Linked DNA regions of Homo sapiens: region 2 is linked to region 1. Evidence: read pairs that join two places in POLR2A ChIA-PET (ENCODE). Cell type or tissue: PC-3. All regions are shown on one strand. Each heading gives the region's core, and the rest is flanking DNA. Links, peaks and the distances in the headings are about the cores only. Region 1 overlaps PXK (PX domain containing serine/threonine kinase like). Region 2 overlaps LOC107986092 (a long non-coding RNA gene).

Region 1 (9,608 bases), core at 1,125-9,124:
AGTGCTGTGGGGCCTTCCCTTCAGGTGCATTTTCTGTTCTTTCATGGAAAGGCAGCAGAGTGGTTAAGAAGGGTGTGCCTGGGGTGGGACAGACCTGGAGGTGGATTCCAGCTTCACCACTTCTACCTGGGTGACCTTAGACAAATTTCCTAACCTCTGGAAGTAGAGTTTTGTGAACTGTGAAATGGGAATGATAATAAGTTCCCACCTCAGAAGGTAGTTGGGAGGATTTAATGAGGTGATTCCTAGTAGGGACCCGGCACTTAATATGTGCTCATTAAGTGTTAGTTATGCTTACTACTGAATCAGCTGATCTTTTTTGAATATCACACACCATGCAGTGTATCTGGTGCTTTGTCTGCACCAGCGTATTATATAACAGATATACTCTGAAAACAATAATATGGGGAAACGAGGCAGGGGACAGCTTGAAGGGCATGTAGCCAGAGTTCAGAGAAGGTAGAGATAACTTCCGGTTCCTGGTTCTTTCTTTCCACAAGTGTTTAGAGAGGGCCTTCTGGAGGCCAGCTGCTGTCCTAGGCACTGTAATGAAAAGAGGAAACCAAGCCCCTGCCCCGTGGATGTGACATTCTACTGTTCCACAGACACTGAAGCGTCTGTCGCCAAACCAGCAACCATTAATAATAATGTAATAATGTGGGCCGGGCAGTGGCTCATGCCTATAATCCCAGCACTTTGGGAGGCTGAGGCGGGTGGATCACTTGAGGTCAGGAGTTCAAGACCATCCTGGCCAACGTGTGGTGAAACCCTGTCTCTACTAAGAAAATATAAAAAATTAGCTGGGCATGGTGGCACACTCCTGTAATCCCAGCTACTCAGGAGGCTGAGGCAGAAGAATCACTTGAACTGGGGAGGCAGAGGTTGCAGTGAGCCAAGATCTCAGCACTGCACTCCAGCCTGGGTGACAGAGCAAGACTCCGTCTCAAAACAAAACAAACAATGTGAATATGGAAAAACAGACCCAGTTTGGAAAACAACTTTCACACAAACTTTTCTAGCAAAATGCACTTGTACTTAGGAAATAGCCTATATACAGGTTGATTTACTTGAGTTTGCATTTACACTCCCCATTCCAAAGCTCTTACATCTTTCTCTCAGTCTTCCAGTCCTTAAGTGAATCCAAATATTTTTTTCTTCACCTAAGTCTTTCTACGATGTGGGCTTCAGCTATGAGAAGAGCTCCTGGACAGGCGTAAACCATGTTCAATTAAAATGTGTCCTCTGGAAGTAAAGAGATGTGTGGCTGAGGGACAGGCGGGGCCCTGAAGAGCCCTGTGGGGAAAGCTAATCCTGTCATTTCTACTTGTGATGAAGTTCCCATCTTTAAAAAAGAGTAATATAGCTGGGCGCGGTGGCTCACACCTATAATCCCAGCAGTTTGGGAGGCTGAGGCAGGTGGATCACTTGAGCTCAGGAGTTCAAGACCAGCCTGGCCAACATGGCGAAACCCCATCTCTACAAAAAATACAACAACAACAAAATTAGCTAGGCGTGGTGGTGTGCACCAAGTAATAATCCCAGCTACTTGGAAGGCTGAGGTGGTAGAATCGCTTGAGCCTAGGAATTTGAGGTTGCAGTGAGCTGTGAACTCACCACTGCACTCCAGCCTAGATGACAGAGTAAGACCCTGTCTCAAAAATAAAACAAAGTGAGGGGCAGGCGTGGTGGCTCATGCCTGTAATCCCAGCACTTTAGGAGGCCAAGGCAGGTGGATCACAAGGTCAGGAGATCCAGACCATCCTAGCTAACACGGTGAAACCCTGTCTCTACTAAAAATGCAAAAAAATTAGCCGAGCGTGGTGGCGGGCGTCTGTAGTCCCAGCTACCCAGGAGGCGGAGTTTGCACTGGAGCGCGCCACTGCACTCCAGCCTGGGCGACAGAGTGAGACTCCATCTCAAAAAAATAAAATAAAATAAAAAATAAAACAAACTGGGGGCGCAGGATATTCAGCCAGGCATACTGGCACATGCCTGTAGTTCCAGCTACTCAGGAGGCCAAGATGGGAGGATTGATTGAGCCCAGGACTTCCAGGGCAGCCTGGACAACATAACAAGACTCCATCTCTTTAAAAAATAGGGGAGGGGCAGGAGGCATATTCAAAGAAAGACTCACTTATAGCTGTTTGGGTGCTACCCAAGCAACCATTTCTATTCTTTGACCTGTTTTACCCAGCAGTTCAGAGTTGTTCATGCTATTGCTTTCCCTCTTTCCCTCTCCTCCTCCTCTCTTCTCCTCTTTTCTTTCCCTCCCCCTCGCACTCCCCCTCCCCCTCTCTCTCCCCCCTTCTTCTTTTTGAGAGTCTTGCTATGTTATGCAGGCTGATCTTAAACTCCTGAGCTCAAAGGGTCCTCCCACCTCTAGCTGTGGAGTAGCTGGGACTGCAGGCGAATGCCACTGTGCCCAGGTCACCCAGTTCATGCTATTGTTTTTTTCTTTTCTTTTCTTTTTTTTTTTTTAGATAGAGTCTTGCTCTGTCACCCAGGCTGGAGTGCAGTGGTGTGATCTTGGCTCACTGCAAGCTCCGCCTCCCGGGTTCAAGTGATCCTCTTGCCTCAGCCTCCCGAGTAGCTGGAACTACAGGTGCGTGCCACCATGCCCGGCTAGTTTTTGTATTTTTAGTAGAAACAGGGTTTTCACCATGTTGGCCAGGCTGGTCTTGAACTCCTGACCTCAGGTGATCCACCTGCCTCAGCCTCCCAAAGTGCTGAGATTACAGGTGTGAGCCACTGCACCCGGCCCATGCTATTGTTTTTAATAATATACTTTTTTTTTTTTTTTTTGGTCACATGGGTAATTTTAAAATCATTTTTTATTATTTTTATTTTTAACTTTTAGGTGTGGGGGTACATGCGAAAGTTTGCTACATAGGTAAACATGTCATGGGGGTTTGTTGTACATATTTCATCACCCAGCTATTAAGCCCAGTACGCAATATTTAGTATTTCTGCTGCTCTCCCCACCTCTCCCCCTAAATAGACCCGGTGTCTGTTGTTTACTTTTTTGCAATAACATACCCTTTTTTTTTTTTTTAAGATGGAGTCTTGCTCTGTTGCCCAGGCAGGAGTGCAGTGGTGCAATGTCGGTTCACTGCAGCCTCTGCCTCCTGGGTTCCAGGGAATCTCCTGCCTTAGCCTCCCAAGTAGCTGGGACAATAGGCACGCACCACCACACCCGGCTAATTTTTGTATTTTTAGTAGAGATGGGGTTTCACCATGCTGCCCACTCTGGTCTCGAAACCCTGACCTCAAGTGATCCGCCTGCCTCAGCCTCACAAAGTGCTGGGATTACAAGACATGAGCCACCGCACCCAGCCAGTAACATATTTTTGAAGAGAGAATTGATTTACTCCAAAAGCTACTACTTTTAAAAATGAAGTATGAGAAATACTTAGAAGAAAATTACTTTCCTGTTAGATTCCAATCAGGACAATTCCTTTCTACTTACTTGAACATTTTTATGTTACTGAACTCTAGAATAAATTTTATCCTCTTCTGAGGCAAGAAAAATAGCAGAAAACTATTCTATTTAGAAATATCTACCGCATATATTATTTGCGATATTTTTGCAAATTAGCATTCGCAAAAGTAATTTCTTAAAAATGCAATATTGCCCATAGCAGGGAAACCCCCTCTAGTACACAGCTGGCCCAGATACCCTAGTAACACAGTGGGAAGGGGGTCACACTGGGCCACCTGCAAATCCCTTTGCATTTGTTAATGAACATGGAATGGTGGATTGGGCCAGGGGCTGGAGGATGTGGTGCAGGGAAGGGAGACCTCATGGGCTAAAGGTGTCTTAATCTGCTTTCATCCTAGTCTGAGAGTGCACGTGGTTCAAGAAAGATTTTTGTTTGTTTCTTTTCTTTACAGATTATTCAGCGATGTTTTACTAACCACTTCTGAAAAACCACAGTTTAAGGTAAAGACAATTATATCGTTTTTTGGTTTGTGACATAACTAAGTTGACTTTGAAAGTTAGCTGTATTTTTAGCCAAAAAAAGAAAAGATATATAATAGGGAAAATTGGGAAATAACCTAAATGTCCTACAATTAGGGGCTAGTTTAATAATTTATGGTACATCTATTTGATAATATAATTAAAAGTGAAATTGATAAAGACATTGTAGTAATATGGAAAATGATTTAGATTTGTGCTTAGGTATAAAAAAATAAGGTAATGTGTAAAACAACATATCTGTCTAGAAACAAGCCTGGAAGGAGGTCTTCTCCTGGGAAGCAGTGGTGTTATGTGTCATGGAAAGAGAATGGGCTTCGGAACCCAAAAAACCAGAATGATATCTTACTTTGTTCCTACAATATTAGCTGTTATCTACAGCAGGGTTTTTCAACCACGGTATTTGACGTTTTGGGTGAGATGATTCTTTGTTGTGAGGGCTGCCTGTGCACGGTAGGATGTGAAGCAGCATCCCTAACCTCACCACTAGATGCCAACGATACTCCTTGCCCCCTCTCCTGCACTGTGACAACCAAAAGTGTCTCCAGACATTGCTAAATGTCTCCTGGGGGGTAGTGTACAAAATTGCTCCCAGTTGAGAGCTACTGACCTATGGGCAAGCACTTAATCTTTGAGTCTGCATGTACTCATGTGTAAAATTGGTGAGTAATGCATGTCTGTTGTCATTAGACAACTGAGGTCATCTACGGAAACTCCTTGTTCAGGCCATGGCTCTTGGCAGTGCTCACTATGAGTGCGATTTGGGTAGGAGGATAAAAGGTAATTCTCCCTCTCCTTTCTATATTCCAAAAGAACATGTAATACTATTAGGATGAAAATAAATTTAGAAAACAAAAAAAAGAAAGAAAACCAAGGGAGGGTTTAGAAGACTGTGTCAGTGAGAGAGGTGCTTTCCTCTGTTCTGTTTTGCCAGTTAGAGGAATTCTGACAATAATAGCTTCTTTGGATCTGAAGTAGGAGAGAAAAAAACATTTAAATTTAATGTCTTCTTCACTGAAGCATCTTAGCAAATTTCTTCAGCCTTGTCAATAAATATATTCTCCTCCAACCCTGACAGTCTGGCCTTTAGGATTCAGGAGTTAGTACTAGACCTCGCTCTTCCCCTAAGCCAGAGAGCCTATGCAGCAAAGATAGTATGATTTTAAAATCCAACATTAGTTCTTGTATGTACACTGACTTTCTGGAAAGATATACAGGAGACTGGTAATGTTGGTTTCCTCCATGGAAGTAGGTGGGAGACTTCACTGTGTATGTGCCCTTTTATACCTTTGGGATTTTAAACCATGTGACTGTATTACCTACTTACAGCTTTTTTTTTAATTTGAAATTTTTACAGAATAATAAAGACAAAAAGTTCAACATGATCTGGGGGTCTTATCTTCCAGGACCAGACTCCTCATGATTTAAAAAGCTAATAAATTAAGAAATGGCCCGGGCGTGGTGGCTCACGCTTGTAATCCCAACACTTTGGGAGGCTGAGACAGGTGGATCATTTGAGGTCAGGAGTTCCAGACCAGCCTGGCCAACATGGCAAAACCCCATCTCTACTAAAAATACAGAAATTAGCCAGGCTTAGTGGCAGGTGCCTGTAATCCCAGCTACTCGGGAGGCTGAAGCAGGAGAATTGCTTAGACCTGGGAGGCAGAGGTTGCAGTGAACTGAGAGCACACCACTGCACTCCAGCCTGGGCGACAGAGTGAGACTCTGTCTCAAAAAAAAAAAAAAGGAGAAATGATGGAGGCAGAGGTTGCAGTGAGCTGAGATCATGCCGGTACACTCCAGCCTGGGGAACAGAGTGAGATTCTGTCTCAAAAAAAAAAAAGAAATGATAGGCTCAGAAACAAACTGGGCTGTTGTTTGGAATGTCTCCCAACAGGGAAAGCTGGGAAAGTTTAATCTTACAAAATTCAGAACATAAATCTCTCACAAAGAAGATATCTCTGAAGTTATAATAACTGGTTGAATTTATGTATGTTCCAATAAGCTTTATATAATTTTTTAAATATTTTTTTTTCTTTTGAGACGGAGTCTCGCTCTTGTCACCCAGGCTGGAGTACAATGGCATGATCTCGGCTCACTGCAACCTCCGCCTCCTGGGTTCAAGCAATTCTGCTTCAGCCTCCTGAGCAGCTGGGATTACAAGCATGCGCCACCACGCCTGGCTAATTTTTGTATTTTTAGTAGAGATGGGGTTTCATTATGTTGGTCAGGCTGGTCTCGACCTCAGGTGAACCACTCACCTCGGCCTCCCAAAGTGCTGGGATTACAGGTGTGAGCCACTGCACCCGGCCAATTTTTTTAATTTTTAATTTTAATTTTTTTTTTTTTGAAGTAGGCGATTTTTTGTTGCCAGGCTGGAGTGCAGTGGTGCAATGACGGGGCTCAGTGCAGCCTCAAACTCCTGAGCTCAGGTAATCCTCCTGCCTCAGCCTGTTGAGTAGCTGGGACAACAGGCGCGTACCACCACACCCTGCTAATTTTTTAATTTTTTTGTAGAGACAGAGTCTTACTGTTGCCCAGGCTAGTCTTGAACTCTTGGCCCCAAGTGGCCTCCCAAAGTGCTGGGATTACAGGTGTGAGCCACTGTGCCTGACCTAATTTTTAAATTTTTAATTGTGATAAAAAATACAATATAAAATTTACTCTCTGAACCATTTTTAAGTGTACAGTTCAGTGGTGTTAACTATCTTCACATTATTGTATAACAGGTCTCTAGAGCTTACAACCTGAAACTCTATACCCATAGAATAATGACTCCCCATTTCTCCCTCCCCACAGCTCCGGGCAATCACTATTCTACTTTGTTTCTGTGATCTTGACTACTCTAGAAACCTTATATAAGTATTTGTCCTTTTGTGGATCATTTATTTCACTTAGCATAATGTCCTCAAGGTTCATCTATATTGTAACATGTAACAAGATTTCCTTCTATTTTTAAGGTTGAGTAATATTCCATTGTATGTATATGCCACACTTTTTTTATCCATTCATCTGTTGATGAACATTTAGGCTGCTTTTACCTCTTGTCTGTCATGAATAATGCTGCAGTGAACATGGGTGTGCAAATATCTTTTTGAGATCCTGCTTTTGATTCTTTTGGATGTATACCCAGAAGTGGAATTCCTCATATGGTAGTTCCATTTTGTAGTTTTTTGAGTCACCTCCATACTGTTTTCCATAGCAGCTGTACTACTCTACATTTCCACCAGCAGTGTACAAGGGCTTCAGTTTCTCCACATTCTCACCAACATTTATTTTATTATTTTAATAGTGGCTATCCTAATGGCTGTGAGGTGATGTCTCATTGTGGTTTTGATTTACATTTCTCTAATGACTAAAGACATTGAGTGTCTTTTCATATGTTTTTTGGCCATTTGTATATTTTCTTTAGAGAAATGTCTATGTCTTTTGCCTCTTTTTAATTGGGTTACTTATATTTTGTTGTTGAGTTGTTGGAGTTCCTTTATATATTCTGGATATTAACCCCTTATCAGACCTATGATTTGCAAATATTGTGTCCCATTTCTTGAGTTGTCTTTTACTCCGTTTTTCTTTGTTGCACCAATGTTTTATTTATTTATTTATTTATTTATTTTTCTTTTTTTCTTTTGGAGACAGGGGCTCGTTCTGTTGCTTAGGCTGGAGTGCAGCAGCACAATCTCAGCTCACTGCAACCTCCGCCCTCCCAGGTTCAAGTGATCTTCCTGCCTCAGCCTCCCAAGTAGATTACAGGCGTGCACCACCACACCTGGCTAATTTTTGTATCTTTAGTAGAGACGGGGTTTTGCCATGTTGGCCAGGCTGGTCTTGAACTTCTGACCTCAAGTGATCCACCCACCTCAGCCTCCCAAAGTATTGGGATTACAGGCGTGAGCCACCTTGCCCGGCTGCACCAAAGTTTTAAATTTTGATGAAGTTTAATTTTTTTTCTTTTATTGCCTGTGCTTTTGGTGTCATATCCAAGAAATCACTGCCAAATCCAGTGTCAAGAAGCTTTTCCCCTGTGTCTTTTCTTTTAGGAGTTTTATAGTTTTAGGTCTTATGTTTAGGTTTTGAATCCATTTTGAGTTAATTTTTGTTTATGGTGTAAGGTAAGGGTCCAACTTCACTCTTTTGTATGTGGATATCCAATTTTCCCAGCACTGTTATTGAATACACTGTCCTTTCCCCCATTGTATGTTCTTGGAACCCTTGTCAAAGATTATTTGACCATATCCACAAGCATTTATTTCTGGGCTCTCTCTTCTTCTTTTCCATTGGTCTGTGTATCTGCCTGCATGTCAGTACCACACTGTTTTAATTACTGTAGCTATGTAATAGGTTTCAAAATCAGGAAATGTGAGGCCTTCAACTTTATTTTTCTTTTTCAGATTGTTTTGGCAATTTACAGCCCTTGAGGATTACTTGCATTACTTGAAACATATCATGTTTATTTATGTTTTAGTTTTATGTGTTCATTGCTAAAAAATGCTAGAGAAGTGAGTGTGTTAGGGATACCAAAAGTGGCTGGGGTAGGATTTGAATGGACAGCTTTAACTGATTTTATTCCAAATGACTCTTTTTTTTTTTTTTTGAGATGGAGTCTCGCTCTGTCACCCAGGCTGGAGTGCAGTGGCGTGATCTCGGCTCTCTGCAAGCTCCGCCTCCCGGGTTCACGCCATTCTCCTGCCTCAGCCTCCTGAGTAGCTGGGACTACAGGCGCCCACCACCACGCCCGGCTAATTTTTTGTATTTTTAGTAGAGATGGGATTTCACCGTGTTAGCCAGGATGGTCTCCATCTCCTGACCGCGTGATCCGCCCGCCTTGGCCTCTCAAAGTCCTGGGATTACAGGCATGAGCCACCGCGCCCGGCCGAAATGACTCTTGATAACCACCTGCTCCTTCATTTACTCCAGGACTTGGAAGTATCTCCAGCCACCTTTTTCAATAGATGATGTACTTTTCTCTCCTTTCAGATCCCTACAAAGTTAAAAGAGGCATTGAGAATTGCCAAAGAATGTATAGAGAAGAGACTAATTGAGGAACAGAAACAGGTAAATTGATAACGGTTCCTCTTTGCCTTTTAGTGTCCCCATCCTCTGCCGTGGTTTTTATAGTGATTGACCTTTGACTGTTCCCTCTGCAAATATTTTAAGCATACTTACTCTCAGCCAGCCTTTAGGCTAAATGCTTCCCTGCAGAGCTGAATACTTGACAGTCCTGCCCTCAGTCCTGCCTAGTCTATGTGGGAAACAAACATGTCCAGGAAGGGCAGTCTGGGTTTCTGATCAGAGCATGCCGGCCGGTGATAGTTGCGGGCATGCATGGTCCATGCTGTCTCACCACATTCTTCTTCTGTAAAAGAGGGAAAGGCAGGAAGGCATTAGGGGCATGAGAAAGGACCTCTTCCTTTGGCATACTCCTCTACCTGGCATCCAGACCCGAGCCAGGAAGTAGACAGCCTGAGCAAGGAAAGATTTTCTTTTATCCCAATAAAATGTGGTTTGCCAAAACATGTTGGAGAAGATTTTCATTAGGAAGCTGCCTTATGTGGGATATGCTTACATCTTATGGTCTTTTAAAGATTCACCAGCATCGAAGACTGACAAGAGCTCAGTCCCACCATGGATC
Region 2 (9,608 bases), core at 1,142-9,141, 55 kb after region 1:
TCATCCTAACTATACTGAATGAATGTTACCATTCACAAGTGTAGTCTTTTCTTCATTTGCTTAGGTGTTCTTTGATTTCTTTCATCAGTGTTTTATAGTTTTCAGTATATCGATTCTGCACATTTTATTAGATTTCTGCCTAAGTATTTTGTTTAAGGTTTTGTCAATACTGTTTTAAAAAAATTTCAATTGAATTCAGATCAGAATCCAGTCAGTTACTGCTACTATTTTGAAACACAATTGATTTTCACGTGTTGATATTATGTCCTACAGTCTTGATGAACTCATTTATTATTTTTAGGAGCTTTTCTATACATTCCATGGAATTGTCAGCATAGACAATAAAGTTGTCTGTGAAAAACACAATTTCTGTCCTTCTAAAATGCATGTCTTTTGTTTGTTTTTCTTGTCTTATTGCTGGTCTTCTAGTACAATATTAAATAGGAGTGGTGAGAATGAATAACCTTGTCTTGTTCCTGATCTCAGAGGGAAAGTGTTCAATCTTTCAACATTAAGTATGATGCTTGTTTTTGTTTTTTTTGCAGATGCCCTTATTCAGGCTAAGGAAGCTCTCTTCTGTTCCTAGTTTGCTGAGTCCTTTTACCAGAATGACCACTGAATTTTGTGAGATGCTTTGTCTACATCAGTTTATTTGATTGATTTTTTTCTTTAGATTTTTTTCTTCTTTAGTTTTTTTTTTTTTTTTTGAGACAGAGTCTTGCTTTGTGGCCCAGGCTGGAGTGCAGGGGTGCAATCTCGGCTCACTGCAACCTCTGCCTCCCAGGTTCAAGCAATTCTCCTGCCTCAGCCTCCCAAGCAGCTGGGACTACAGGCACCTGCCACTATGCCCAGCTAATTTTTGTATTATTAGTAGAGGTGGGGTTTGACCATATTGGCCAGGCTGGTCTCAAACTCCTGACTTTGTGATCCGCCCACCTCAGCCTCTCAAAGTGCTGGGATTACAGGCATGAGCCACCGTGCCTGGCCTCTTTAACATGGTGGATTACATTAATTGATTTTCAAATATTGAACCATCCTTGAATTCTTGGTATAAACCTTGCTTGCTCATGGTAAGATATGCACACATGCATGTATATTGGTGGATTTAATTTGCTAATATTTTGTTGAGATTCATGTCTATGTTCATGAAAGATCTTCGGTTTGGTTTTTTTTTTTTTTTTTTGAGATAGAGTTTCACTCTTGTTGCCCAGGCTGGAGTGCAATGGCAAGATCTGGGCTCACCGCAACCTCCTCCTCCTGGGTTCTAGCGATTCTCCTGCCTCAGCCTCCCGAGTAGCTGGGATTACAGGCATGTGCCACCACACCCAGCTAATTTTTATATTTTTAGTAGAGACAGGGTTTCACCATGTTGGTCAGGCTGGTCTTGAACTCCCAACCTTAGATGATTCGCCCGCCTCGGCCTCCCAAAGTGCTGGGATTACAGGTGTGAGCCACCACGCCCGGCCAAAAGATCTTTGGTTTGTAATTTTATTGTCTTGTCTGATTTTGATATCAAAGTAATGTTGGCCTCACAAAATGAACTGGGAAGTGTTCTCTCCTCTTTTGTTTTCTGGATGAGATTGTGTAGAATTGGTGTTATTTCTTCTTTAAATGTTTGTTAGAATTTGTGAGTGAAACTACCTGGAGATGTCTTTTTCAGGGGCTTTTAGCTACAAATTCAAGTTCTTTACCAGATAGAGAACTATTCAGGGTATCTATTTGTTCTTGGGAAAATTGAGGTCATTTGTATCTGTCAAGGAATTGGTCCACTTCTTCTAAGTTACCAAGTTTTTATGCCTTGGTTTGTCATAATATTCACTTATGAGCCTTTTAAAGTGTCGAGGAAGGAATCTGTAGTGATATTTCTTCTTTCATTCCTGAATTTAGTAGTTTCTGTCCTTTCTATTTCATTGTCAGTCTGGCTAAATAATGTTGATTTTTTTTTTTTTTTTTTTTGAGATGGAGTCTTGCTCTGTCGCCCAGGCTGGAGTGCAGTGGCGCAATCTCGGCTCACTGCAAGCTCCACTTTCTGGGTTCACACCATTCTCCTGCCCCAGCCTCCCGAGTAGCTGGGACTACAGGCATGTGCCACCATGCCCAGCTAATTTTTTGTATTTTTAGTAGAGACGGGTTTTCACCATATTAGCCAGGATGGTCTCGATCTCCTGACCTAATGATCTGCCCATCTCGGCCTCTCAAAGTTCTGGGATTACAGGTGTGAGCCACCGTGCCTGGCAGATATTTTTTATTTTAGCAGGTAACCTAGAAGGTGAAATTCAGGTCAGAAATTTCAACTGGCTTTGTGTGAGCTGTGATTCCAAGTAAAGCTTTGAAAGTATTTGCAGGGCTATTCAGATCAGTCCCACCTGTGTGCCCCCAAGTCTGGCCAAACTATAATTGGCTTCTACTAAATTGAGGTCATTCAGTGACCTGGGCGGAGAGCTGCCTGCAACAGAGTTCACAAAGCCTGTGGTATTCTGTTTGGGGTGAGATCCATACTTGCAAGCACGGGGTGAACCCCATGAGTTCATACACAACTATTTGGGATGTCTCTCTTGATCTCCCCCAATTCTGTGATCTTCCCAATACTTTCTGATCACATTGGCTGCAACTACAGATCCTTTCAGAAGGCATGGAGCAGCTAAGGACTCTGAAAAGCAAATTGTAGCCAGTGGATTGGGGAAAGAGATGAGAATTCAAAGCTCCGCCTGGGCACGGTGGCTCACGCCTGTAATCCCAGCACTTTGGGAGGCTGAGGCAGGTGGATCACTTGAGGTGAGGAGTTCAAGAACAGCCTGGCCAACATGGTGAAACCCCCGTCTCTACTAAAAATACAAAAATTAGCTGGGTTAGCTGGGCGTGGTGGCACACCCACAGTAATCCCAGCTACTCGGGAGGCTGAGCCAGGAGAATTGCTTAAACTGAGGAGGCAGAGGCTGCCTCTGAGACTGCGTCACTGCACTCCATAGCGAAATTCCGTCTCCAAAAAAAAAAAGTTCCATCAAAATGGTGGAAAGTTTACATATTTTTTTCCCCTGCAGTATTGCCCAGCCTGGACTCAAAGACAGCTGCCGGAAACTCAGAAGCCTGTAGTAGGTCCAGACGGGAAGCGTTCCAAGAGAAGCCTTCTCTTTTTCATCTGGGGAGTGTGTGTGTGTGTGTGTGTGTGTGTGTGTGTGTGTGTGTGTGTGTGTGCGCGCGCGCGCGCGCCCCCGCGTCTGCTAGGGAGCGGCAGAGAGAATCCCATTTTGGTTTTTGCTTTCTTTTTCTATTTTCCTCTGCCCCTGCCAGGAGGCAATACCTTGGAGTTGGTGGCAGCAGCGAGTGGGCAGGCACTTAACATTATGGAGGGATATTTGTCACTAACCAGAGGAGCTGTGGTCCAAGAGTGCGTGCGCGGGGGAGTGGGTAATCCCCGTTGCCTTTTTCTGTGTTCTCTATTGTTCCAGATTCAGTTCCGTGGGGAAAGTGTGCACCAGGACAGGGAGACTAAAGCTCCACTGTGGCCTGAATTTTGCCCCCTCCCCACACAGCCAAATTTATATATTTAAATGGAAACAAATTCAATTGGGCTGCTATCACCACATTCATATGGTAATAGATAGAGGATGTGTTTACCTTCTCTGGAGTCAGACCCTAGACTTTGGCTTGAATATTAGCCTTGAAAACACACTTATGCTCTGTGCTTTGTATTTTCATTACAAATACATCTTGGAGGACTTTACTTCAGTACCAGTATGTTTCACTCATTCATCTTCACAGCTTTATAGTATTCCAGAGTGTGGCTGTATTATAACTCATTTAACTTATGTCCTATTTTTTTTTTCGAGACAGAGTCTCGCTCTGTCCCCCTGGCTGGAGTGCAGTGGCGTGATCTCGGCTCACTGCAACTTCCCCCTCCCGGGTGCAAGCAATTCTCCCTGCCTCAGCCTCCCCAGAAGCTGAGATTACAGGCACCCACCACCACACCCAGCTAATTTTGTTTGTTTGTTTTTGTATTTTTAGTAGAGACGGGGTTTCACCATGTTAGCCAGGATGGTCTCAATCTCCTGACCCGGTGATCCACCCTCCTCGGCCTCCCAAAGTGCTGGGATTACAGGCGTGGGCTACCACACCCGGCCTAAGTTTTGTATTTTTTAGTAGAGATGGGGCTTTGCCATGTTGGCCAGGCTGGTCTTGAACTCCTCACCTCATGTGATCCACCCACCTCAGCCTCCGAAAGTGCTGAGATTACAGGCGTGAGCCACCATGCCCTGCCCTGATGTCCTATTAATCATCATTCTGGTTGCTTCTAGCCTTTACTAATACAAACGTGGTGCAATAAGATGACTTGTCCATATGTTTTCATATGCATATAAATATCTGTGAATAATTTCTAGAGGAAGAATATCAAGGTCAAAGTAACTACTGCATATGCATTTTAAATTGTGTTCAATATTGTCACATTGCCTTGCAAATTTGCCCTCCCATAAGCAATACCTGAAAGTGCCTATTTCTCCACGCCCTTGCCAATATACTTCATGTGCACATGTTCCCACTTTGAGTCACCTCCATTACATTTCCACTGGCAGAACAGGCATCCCACTTCTACCACTCATTAGCTGTGTGACTTTGAGCTTATTGCTTGTGACTATTATGGGAATAATAGTAGTGCTCATCTCATAGGGCTGTGATGAGGGCTCAGTGAGTTAATGTTTGTAAAGCTGCTCACTCGGTGTCTGCCACATAGTAAGTGCTGTATAAATGTTAATTGATTAATTAATTTTAAAACATGAATTAAGGTCTCCCAAGAAGAACTCACCAAAAAAAGCAGAACTCAAGTCAGGGAAAAATGCCTGCTTTGTAGAGGGGTTGAGGTGATCAGGTTAAATTTGATAACATATTTTTAGTATTTTAAGCCAGGTGCAGTGGCTCATTCCTGTAATCCCAGCTACTTGGGAGGTAGAGGTGGGAGGATTATTTGAGTCCAGGAGTTTGAGACCAGCCTGGGCAACATAGTGAGACCCCATCTCTTAAAAAAAAAAAAAGTATTTTGCACAGTGCCTGGCACACAGTGAATGCTCAGCAAATGCTCTTATTTTTGTTAGGGTTTCCTTGGTTTTCTTTGTGGGCCCTTCCACAGCAAGTGGCTGTGAATTGTTACCGAAGGATGATGCATCTGGGGCTGCTGTGACCCTGCATGAGGGAACTCTTCTCCTCTAGGAACGGTCACACGTGGGCAGGGACAGGCCCCATGGAGCAGCCGTCTGGTGGTGGAGAAGGCACACATGGCTTATAGGGATTTGCTCTCCCTGGTGCCCAGTGTGGTAGCAACAGAACCAAGGCAATGGAAAAACAGGGCCTTTGAGGGGCAGAGGAGTTCCCTAGTTTTCTCTCCCCAAGGACTGGAGTAAGGTCTGGGCTTATGCGCAGTTGCCAGAAAGATCTGAGACCCCAGAGTCACATTGGATGTGGCTAACAGAGCAGGTGGTGACTCAACTGGTTTACCTTGAAAAATAAGAGATGGGACTTAGGGCCCTGGATGGGTGGAGGGTGAGTCTGGCCAAACATAATTCAGTACATGGTTAAAAACCAAGTCGTTAGAAATGTTAACTAGATCTGTAAACATATCTATATCTCATATGTACCATACTGTGTATGTTAGTATGTGTATATACATATAATATACTACAATGTTGTTATTTATACTAAGAAATATATTTTGGGCTGGGCGCGGTGGCTCATGCCTGTAATTCCAGTACTTTGGGAGGCCGAAGCGGGCGGATCACGAGGTCAGGAGATTGAGACCACAGTAAAACCCGGTCTCTACTAAAAATACAAAAAATTAGCTGGGCGTGGTGGCGGGCGCCTGTAGTCCCAGCTACTCGGGAGGCTGAGGCAGGAGAATGGTGTGAACCCGGGAGGTGGAGCTTGCAGTGAGCCGAGATCCCGCCACTGCACTCCAGCCTGGGCAACAGAGCAGGACTCCGTCTCAAAAAAAAAAAAAAAAAAAAGAAATATATTTTGGTCTTCGACCCAGTTCCTGGCACAGAGCTCTGAAAACCCTTGTAATTTCCTGAGCGATAGAGGTGCTAGGTGTATCTTTTGTTCTAATATTTGGTCTTTGACCCCAGTTCGTTCCACAGAGCTCCTAATCCCTTGGAATTTCCTGGGTGATAGGAGCATCTTTTGTCCTAATGAGGTGACTCTTGGTGGGTTCCTGGATGGGGGCCGGTCTCCAGAAAGACCAAGCCATGATGAGAAGTTTGGAGCTTTTAGCTCCACTCCCTATCCTCTGGGAAGGTGAGTGGGCTGGAGATTGAGTTAATAATTGATCATGCCCATATGATGATGCCTTTATAAAACTGTGGGCTTTGGAGAGCTTTCAGGTTGCTGAATGGGTGGAAGTGCTGGGGTATGGTCACCCAACACTTTGCCCTATGTACCTCTTCATCTGGCTGTTCATCTCCATCCTTTGTGATATCCTTTATAATAAACAGGTAAACATAAGTGTTTTCGGAGTTCTATAAGCCACCCTAGCAAAGTGTCAAACCTGAGGAAGGGAATCCCGATTTGTAGTTGGTTGGTCAGAAGTACAAGTGACAACCTGGGACTTGCAACCAGCATCTGAAGTGGGGGCAGCCTTGTGGGACTGAGCCCTTAACCTGTGGGGTTTGCACTAACTCTAACTGGTGTCAAAATTGAATTAATTGTAGGACACCCAATTGGTGTCTGCCAGAGAATTGATGTGTTGGAAAAAACCCACACATCTGATGTCAGAAGTAAAGTACTGAGGGTGTGAGTATATAGAGTAAAAAGAGTTGCTTTTTCCTATGATACATATACATATGTGTGATAGATAGCATATGTAATATAATATACACATATGTAACGTGTTATATACATGTTCTGTATGTTGAATATACATGTGTATAGAGAACAAGAAAGAGAGACATAGCATAGCATCTCTACCTTTTTTTTTTTTTTTTTTTTGAGACAGAATTTCACTCTTATTGGCCAGGCTGGAGTGCAATGGCGCGACCTTGGCTCACCGCAACCTCTGCCTCCTGGGTTCAAGCGATTCTACTGCCTCAGCCTCCCGAGTAGCTGGGATTACAGGCACCCGCTACCACACCTGGCTAATTTTGTATTTTTAGTAGAGACGGGGTTTCACCATGTTGGTCAGGCTGGTCTTGAACTCCCGACCTCAGGTGATCCACCTGTCTCAGCCTCCCAAAGGGCTGGGATTACAGGTGTGAGCCACCACGTCTGGCCGAATCTCTACTTTTTTTTTTTTTAATTTTTACCACATATTGAATTATATTGTATATTTATGTTATATTATGTGATGAAACATAGATATGTTAACACATATTATGTGTAGTGTAGTATATTAATATATGTATATTATACTGCACATACATATTATATGATATATTTAGAGATACAGTTAGCATCTCTTCTTGGTTTTTACCACATACTTACATTTTATATTTTATATATATTATTTATTTATTTATTTATTTTGAGACAGAGTCTCACTCTGTCAAACCTGTGCCGCCCGGGTTCAAGTTATTCTCCTGCCTCAGCCTCCCGAGTAGCTGGGGTTATAGGCATCTGCCACCGTGCCCGGCTAATTTTTGTATTTTTAGTAGAGACGGGGTTTCACCATCTTGGCCAGGCTGGTCTTGAACTCCTGACCTCGTGATCCACCTGCCTCGGCCTCCCAAAGTTCTAGGATTACAGGCGTGAGTCACTGTGCCCGGCCTTATTTTATATTATTTTAATATTTTGTACTTATGTATTTCTGACATCAGAAAATTGCCAAACCTATTACAAGAGAGGCCATGAGAAAGGGTGGCTATTTGTAGGCATGAAGCCATTTTCTAGGAGCAGCCAGGGAAGGGTTAAGAGTCATGGCCGCCTAGGCCTCCTCCAGCCCAGTGGTCTGCCTGTAAGTGTTGTCTGGAGGCCCTGCCGCTTTCCTGCAGGGTGTGATGATCCCTTTTACTCTGCGCCTGCCGGGAGCCATAGAGAAGTTGAGAGAGGGGTGGAAAAGGGGAAAGAGGGCTGGCTTGGGGAAAGAGGGCTGGCTTGGGAAAAGACTCAGATGAAATCAAAGGTGCTGAGTTTACTGTGGGACCTAAGAATGAATGAAGGGAAATCTGAGAGCCACCACAGCATTTCTTGAGCAATGTGCTTGGCGCTGCGCCAGGTATTTTATGCCCTTCTCCTCATTTAATTTAACCCTCCCTCACAACGCCTCTCAGAGGTGGTTACTATTAATTATTAATAAACTTATTTGGATAGATGACATACACACAGTATACAGTTGAAAGGGTCCAAAGACTTTACTGTGAAAGGTGAGTCTAAGAGAAGTCGGACAAACGAGTATAGAGATAAAGCAAATACAAACATGCTAACCACATGAAATCTAGGCGCTGAGTATGCGGGAATTTATTGCACTATTCTCTCAACTTTTCTGTTTGAAAGTTTTTCATAATAAAAGTTGAGGGGAGGGGAAAGTGAGTTTCCCTGCTGTCCCCATCTCCTTTATGCGGTTCCCCTCCCAGGAGGCCAGCACGGATACTAGTTTCCTGCTCCTACTGATACTCAGTTTATATGGGCATGCACGCATGCGTACACACGCAGGCACACACATGGGTCCATTTGGTTACTTCTGGTACCTTATTGATAGAATTTCATTTTTGAAAGCTTTAGAGGCGTAGCTTTTTAGAAAAGGGAATTCCTAAAGGTGGATCCCCACATTCGCTTTCCCAGGGGAAGGTGACTATTTTGTTGCCCAGGCTCACCCCTAGAGGTCGCCTCTTCGCTTGACTGGCAGCTGCTAGGGCAGAAGGTGCACAAACCACGGTCGGGGCTGCTCCCATGTGACTCATGAGATGCGCAGCCTTCCAAAAGTATTCACACTTATGTTTTCTGGCCTTAGCCACGTTTCTTGTGGGTTGCAATACTCAGACACAGAACCCACATTTTGGCTTTGCAGAGGCAAAAAGCTGACAGAGGGACAGGTTGTCCAGAAAGCTTCGCCCACACACTGTACTGTAAACTTCCAGAGGATGAATAAAACACCTATTTCCAGGCACAAAAGAGACACTTCTCAGTGTCCCAAACATTTCGATGCTGATTACTTCACTAGATTAAAAAATTTTTTTTGACTAAAGGAAAGCCGTTTTATTAAATACATTAGAACTGACTTATAGCATTGGTGTTAATGTCTCTCTGAACGATTATACCAGTCTTATGTTTTGTTCTTATATTTAGGGAGGCAAGATTTCATCACATTATCTCTGGGTGTGTGTGAAAAAGAACTATATTATAATAGTGTGTATATTCCTTTTTAAAAGTAATTGAATCAATGCCAATAGATAAATGACTAGTTTAAATTAACCACACAGAAATGTTATTTGATTTTTTAAATTTATTTTAAGATAGGGTCTCACTCTCTCCCCCCCAGGCTGGAATGCATTGGCACAATTTTGGCTCACTGCAACCTCCACCTCCTGGGCTCAAGTGATCCTCCCACCTCAGCCTCCCAAGTAGCTGGGACCACAGGCACGTGCCACAACTCCTGGCTAATTTTTTCTTTTCTTTTTTTTTTTTTTTTT

The links. ChIA-PET counts read pairs that join two places held together with the same protein. Peaks named below come from ENCODE experiments on the same cell type or tissue, not always from the same donor. Only the 100,000 strongest peaks of a DNase experiment are listed, where the experiment ranks them.
Region 2: POLR2A ChIA-PET joins it to region 1 with 11 read pairs; 5 of 35 experiments call an interaction of 5 or more read pairs at or near these places.

What each region holds. Positions count from the first base shown.
Region 1 is chr3:58,399,971-58,409,578 of GRCh38, forward strand. PXK (PX domain containing serine/threonine kinase like) reads left to right here. Exons shown (of 18, transcript NM_017771.5): 13 at 3,892-3,940; 14 at 8,954-9,031; 15 at 9,562-9,608. Among named protein-coding and RNA genes, the nearest start is that of PDHB, 29 kb to the right of the region's middle. In PC-3, for the core only: no CTCF peak of the experiment used is centred there; a DNase peak (open chromatin) is centred at 4,651; H3K27ac peaks cover 1,889 bases.
Region 2 is chr3:58,455,059-58,464,666 of GRCh38, forward strand. The region is part of intron 1 of LOC107986092 (a long non-coding RNA gene); the gene reads left to right. Among named protein-coding and RNA genes, the nearest start is that of PDHB, 26 kb to the left of the region's middle. In PC-3, for the core only: a CTCF peak has its summit at 8,775; a DNase peak (open chromatin) is centred at 8,853; H3K4me3 peaks cover 552 bases.